Regions from separate parts of the Homo sapiens genome. Here region 1 is linked to region 2. The links are chromatin loops, found by intact Hi-C in ENCODE. Cell type or tissue: mammary epithelial cell. All regions are shown on one strand. Links, peaks and the distances in the headings refer to the core of each region. The heading gives the core; the rest is flanking DNA.

Region 1 (2,926 bases), core at 317-2,816, 200 kb after region 2:
AATTATTAATAAGACCTTGGAAGAACAGCATGGAAAAGGAAAAATTCATTTACCTTCTTGACTTGTGCCCACTCTACTAATTTTATAGTTTTTATAATAAAAGCCACAGCCTTTACTGAATTTTTACTCTAGGCCAGACACTCAATTAAGAGCATAGACTCTAGAGTGAGACTGCCTGATTTCCACCAATCTGCTTAATAACTATGTAACCTCTCTGTGCTTCAGTTTCCTGAAATGAGGGTACTAGTCATGCCCACTGCATAGTATTATTTTGGGAGTAAAATTGGATAATTGTGCTCTGAATAAGTGTAGCACAGGGTGAGAAAAATTCGTGGGAAACCACAGGAAGTACCGAACAGCCAGAAGAATGAGCTGAAGGATTTCAAGGCTGTTAAGGAGCATCTGATTTCTATTCTCCAGGTATTAGTCAGCTCAGGCTGCCATAACAAAATACCACTGACTGAATGGCTTAAACAACAGAAGCTGATTTTTTCACAGTTTTGAAGTCCAAGGTTAAGGTGTCAGCAGATTAGGTTTGGGTGAAGGCTCTCTTCCTGGCTTGCAGAGACTGCCTTCTTGCTGTGTCCCCACATGGCCTTTCTCACCATGTGTGTGTGCTTGGGAAGGGGAGAGCGTCAGTTCTCCCTTGTCTCTTTATAAGAACATCAATTCTATGAGATCAAAGCCCTGATCTTATGACCTCATTTATCCTTAAATACCTCCTAAAGACCCTGTCTCCAGATATATTCACATTGGGAATTAGGCTTCAACGTATACATTTGTGGGACCATAATTCAGCCCACAGCACCCTACTACCACCCCAGGAGGCAAATATATAGCATCCTCTAAGCCGAGATGATTTCTCTAGTATCTTCTAATGAGTGTCAGTTAAAAATTATTACCAAGTGGCTAGATTCACCTTTGTATCACCAAAATACTTATTTCAAAGTATTTGCCATTTCTGTAGGTGCCGGTGTGTTGCAAAAATAAGGTACAAACACCCTGGGAGTCAGTCTTTCTGTATACTGAGAGGTGTATCATTATGTAGATATACAGTTCTGATATCTTCATGAATTATACATGACAGCTTTATGTTATTTTACATTTCTAACTAAATAGATATTATCTAATACTCATTTAACAAATGTCTGTTTGTCCTGCTGTATGCTAGGCACTGCTTGTAGCCATGAATACTACAGCAAAAAGCTTAGCAGAGACAAGGCTCTGCCTTCATGGCATATAGACTATAGCAGGGGACATGTGTTTAGTAAGTAACAGACAAAGAAATACATAGCACAATGTCTATGTGCTGTGAAGAAAACACAGAAAGCTATGGTAATTGTTGAGGAAAGCAGTTTGGTGGGTTGGAGTGCTATTTTAGAAAAGTGATAGGAGAGCATGGGCATTCGTCAGGGAAATATTTGAGAAAAGAACATTTTCTGGACAGAGGGATGAAATACCAAATACAGAGGCCCCATACCTGGGATATTCTTGACAAGTAGTATAAGGGTGACACCCCCTGGTTCTGGGGTTATATTGCCTGGAAATGCTCAATAAATGTTAAATATTGCTGTTATTAATGTGAATAAGGTCCAGATTTAACTGCAATACACATTTTCCTGTCTGTCCCAAATATGCTTTTTTGTTTGAGGCTAAGTTGTTACAGGGATTAGGTTGCCACCCCTCCCCTTTTAAAATCAAGATAACTGTTAAAATTTCTGAGTCAGTTTTCAGTTTATGCACACTAATGGAGTAATGGGTTGCTGAGTTTTCAACCCAAGTACAGTACTCTTAATGGAAAGAAGGTTGACCCCGACAAAGAGAGTGTGTATAGGTCCTTCCAAAAAGAACACTTCTTTGTAATCTTTTCGTTTTCTTCTAAAGCTTCATGCCAGTTTTGTATTCTTTTAGAGAATATATTTGTGCCTATTTTAATATTGGAATAATGTTTCAAATGGTGGTTTGGGGAGCTGTGTCGTGTCTGTCTTGTGGATTTGAATACCCTTGCCCCCAGGCACACTCCTGGCTTGCACCAGTATGAGAAGCCCTGGACTAGAGCCATGTGGCGTATGTTCTGGCTTACATTCAGCAGCAGGCTAATGTTACCCAAGGGCATTAGGGTGTGGGCTGGGTGGTTTTACTGTTCAGTATCCTGTAAAGCAAAACACAAATGTTCAACTTCCTTCCATAAATTATATATAAAATAAAAACCACGAAAATGCTGTTTTCTTCCCAGAATGAGCAATATGAAGTGAAGCATGAGAAAATCCAATCTCCTGTCAGAAATGAACAGTGAAATTCATCATTCTGTCACTGTCAGAAGAGAATCACCAGATAGAAGGTGTAGCAACAAGCACTGTCCCCACACCATGTTTATTTGGCTTTGGAATTCATAATGAGACACTCATTTTTGCAGACTAATTTTCTTTTTAAATTATGTTTTATTGAAATAATATTAAAATTAACTTAGCAGTTTCTGAGTATTTATCAATAATGGGTGTAGGTGACTCAAGCATGGCCTTGGGTCAGAAGAAAGCCAAACTCTTTGACATTTTGCCAGAAAAAAAACTGCATCAGTGATGGCGTCGATGTGGCCCCTGTACTCTTGATTTGCATTCCAGTCATGGCATCTGCTTTCTCATACTCCTTCTCAACAGCTTCTGCAGTAAGTCATTACTAATTGATGAGAATTGCCAAGAGATGAAACTCATTTGTCAACTCTGTCCTGTTAAGTATAGATGAACCCTGTTTGGATAATTAGAAACGTGCTATAAAGTAGTGAACATTTTTAAAGTTTCATGTGTTTTTAATAATATACAAACATTTTTTGGCTGGGCATGGTGACTCATGCCTGTAATCCCAGCACTTTGGGAGGCTGAGGAGGGTGGATCGCTTGAGCTCACAAGTTCAAATCCAGCCTGGGCAA
Region 2 (2,926 bases), core at 239-2,738:
TCTAGACGCTCCACTCAGAGGAACCGAGAAACTTGAGCTTGCACTTCTAGAGCACTGCAGGTCTCCCCAGGAACCCTCAGGAATAACCACCTTCTCCCCAGCCTTGACCATGAAGGAAAGTTCAGTGGGATGAACCCCAACAGGAAGGCAGGGGGCAGAAAAAAGAGAGAGAAAGTCTGGGAGAAGTTCTTCCAGACACACAGCTCAGCTGACTCTGAGTGAGATTATTAAAACCAATGAGAAAGAATGGAAATCACTGGCACCACCCTTTGGGCCAGCTGTCTTGAAAGCGTGCTCCATAGACCAGTGTCTGTCTTTGCACTGCATGTTGAGTGTGTGTGAAAAGTACAGACATTGAAAGTAACCGTTTAGAAACAATTAAAGCAATCGGACAGAGTAATTCTCTGTCTATTGAATCTAATAATAAAAACCTGGGACCTGTATTTTGTATGTCTTCATTTTTTTTCTAGAAATCCCTTGATCTTATTTGACAAAAAATATAGATTCGGTACAGATCGTGGGGAAATCCCAGGTCCTCCCTCCCAGACTATTTGAGAAGCACTGTTTAAGACTAATGTTTGTAGTGAAGTCACAGTGAGAGCATGTTCTTTCTGATGCAAACACACCCACCTCCTGCCCTCGTGTCCTGCAGGCTGACCTGAGAGCCAGCTGCATAGCTCAAGCCACAAAGGAACCTAGTTTTTGGAAAGGGTGAGTATGAAAATAATACAAGGTAAAGAAAAGAATGTTACTTAAGATCTACTTATTATCTAAATCCTGCCCCCTTTTCTTAAAGACTGGAAAGACAAAGAAAAATTGGATATGTTTAGAAGTAAATTACCTCCCAGGCAGCAAGAGAGATTTAGAGGCTGGAGGTAAAGTATCTCTTTCTTAAAGTTCAAAGAGTGTGACAAAAAGGTAGATATAGAGACAGATGAGAAAAAGAGAACAGAGAATGAAAGAGCTCAAAGCAGCCCTGTATTAGTTTGCTGGGGTTACCATAACAAAATACTACAGACCAGTGGCTTCAACAACAGACGTATTTTCTCACAGTTCTGGAGGCTGGAAGTCCAAGATCAAGGTGTCGGCAGGGTTGGTTTCTCCTGGGGTCTCTCTGCCTGCCTTGCAGACAGACAGCTGCCTGCCTTGCAGACAGACAGCTGCCTTCCCTCCCTGTCCTGACCAGGTCTCTGTTGTTTGTCTTAATTTCTTCTTTTAAGGAAACCTGTCATATTAGATTAAGTCCTAACCATAAGACCTTCTTCTACCTTAATTACCTCTTTAGAGGCCCTATCCCCAAATACAGTTCCATTAGAGGTTAGGGCTTCAACATGTGAATTTTGGCGGAAGGGGACACAACTCGGTCCTTGACAGGACTCAGACTTCAAGGACACTCAGGGTTGTGCTCAGCGTGGACTCCAGGGGGCAGCAGAGATTTGCAGCCGGCCTGGGCAGAGGGCAAGGCCACACTCCAGGCCCGCTGTCGCGTGCCCTCGCCCTCAACGTTCCCTCTCGGATTTTCAGGAATTTCATTTCACGTCCTTGTTCCCTCCTATGTAACTGACAACGCAGAATCCGCAGGATGTGAGGAGTGGACCCCTTATTAACTCCAGTTCCCAAAATCACAAAAATATGGAACCAAAATGAGCTGCAATTGACAAAGCAGGATATTATACAGAGAAAACTCCTGAAAGCATGGCTAGAGATAAAGTAGCTGAGGTCTATATAACTTGCTCGTAAATTAAGGTGTTTTTAACATTTTAAAATTAATTTAGTTAATTAATTAATTTATTATTATTATTTTTGTGTGTGCGTGAGACGGTGTCTTGCTCTGGTGCCCAGGCTGGAGTGCAGTGGCACCATCTCGGCTCACTGCAACCTCTGCCTCCCGGGTTCAAGATTCTCCCACCTCAGCCTCCAGAGTAGCTGGGATTACAGGTGCCTGCTACCACACCCAGCTAATTTTTTGTATTTTTAGTAGAGACAGGGTTTCATTGTGTGTGTGTGTGCGTGTGTTTCTTTTTTTTTCTTTTTTCTTTTTTTTTTTTCTTTTTTTAGGAGTCTTGTTCTGTCTCCCAGGCTGGAGCAGAGTGGCACAATCTCAGCTCACTGCAAGCTCCGCCTCCCAGGTTCAAGTGATTCTTCGGCTTTAGCCTTCCGAGTAGCTGGGATTACAGGTGTGCACCACCACGCTGGGCTAATTTTTGTATTTTTAGTAGAGACAGGGTTTCACCATGTTGGCCAGGCTGGTCTCGAACTCCTGACCTTGTGATCCTCCCACCTCAGCCTCCCAAAGTGCTGGGATTACAGGAATGAGCCACTGCGCCTGGCTCAGTGTTTCGTTTTTAATTGACAGATAATATGTACATTTATGGGGGACACTGTGATTTTTTGATGCATGTATACAATGTGAAATGATTAAACCAAGCTAATTAACGTATCCATCACCTGACTTATTATTATTATTATTATTATTATTATTATTATTTTGGTGGTGAGACACTAGAAATTTACTCTCTTAGCAATTTGGTTTCTCAAAAAACAAAAAATAGAATGACCACGTGATCCAGCAATTTCATATATGGGTACATATCCACAGCAATTGAAATCGACATGCCCAGAGATATCTGCACTCCCGTATTTACTGCCGCAGTATCCACAATAGCCAGGATTTGGAAGCCACCTAAGTGTCCATCAACAGGTGAATGGATAGGAAAATGTACACTAGTGCATATACACAATGGAGTACTATTCAGCCACAAATGAAGCTTACAAGGTCACTGTAGCAGATGCTGCCAACGGCCTGGCCATGGTCCTGAGCCCTGATGTTGTGAAGCACACAAGCCCAAAGCTCCGAGGGCTTTCCTTGGTCAAGAGCCAGCTCTGTCTGCTGGCAGGGGAGGGTAGAAGTTCCGCTCCAGTGGCC

What was found. Peaks named below come from ENCODE experiments on the same cell type or tissue, not always from the same donor. Only the 100,000 strongest peaks of a DNase experiment are listed, where the experiment ranks them.
Region 1: it touches region 2 in a loop (5-fold over the local background); 4 of 110 quality-filtered maps call a loop at or near these places.

The regions. Positions count from the first base shown.
Region 1 is chr4:183,140,697-183,143,622 of GRCh38, forward strand. The region is part of intron 1 of WWC2 (WW and C2 domain containing 2); the gene reads left to right. Among named protein-coding and RNA genes, the nearest start is that of WWC2, 43 kb to the left of the region's middle. In mammary epithelial cell, for the core only: a CTCF peak has its summit at 1,527; DNase peaks (open chromatin) are centred at 395 and 2,075; H3K27ac peaks cover 652 bases.
Region 2 is chr4:182,936,870-182,939,795 of GRCh38, forward strand. It overlaps LOC105377577 (a long non-coding RNA gene), which reads left to right and starts at 556. Exons shown (of 3, transcript XR_939536.3): 1 at 556-711. In mammary epithelial cell, for the core only: a CTCF peak has its summit at 1,425 (motif pointing right); no DNase peak of the experiment used is centred there.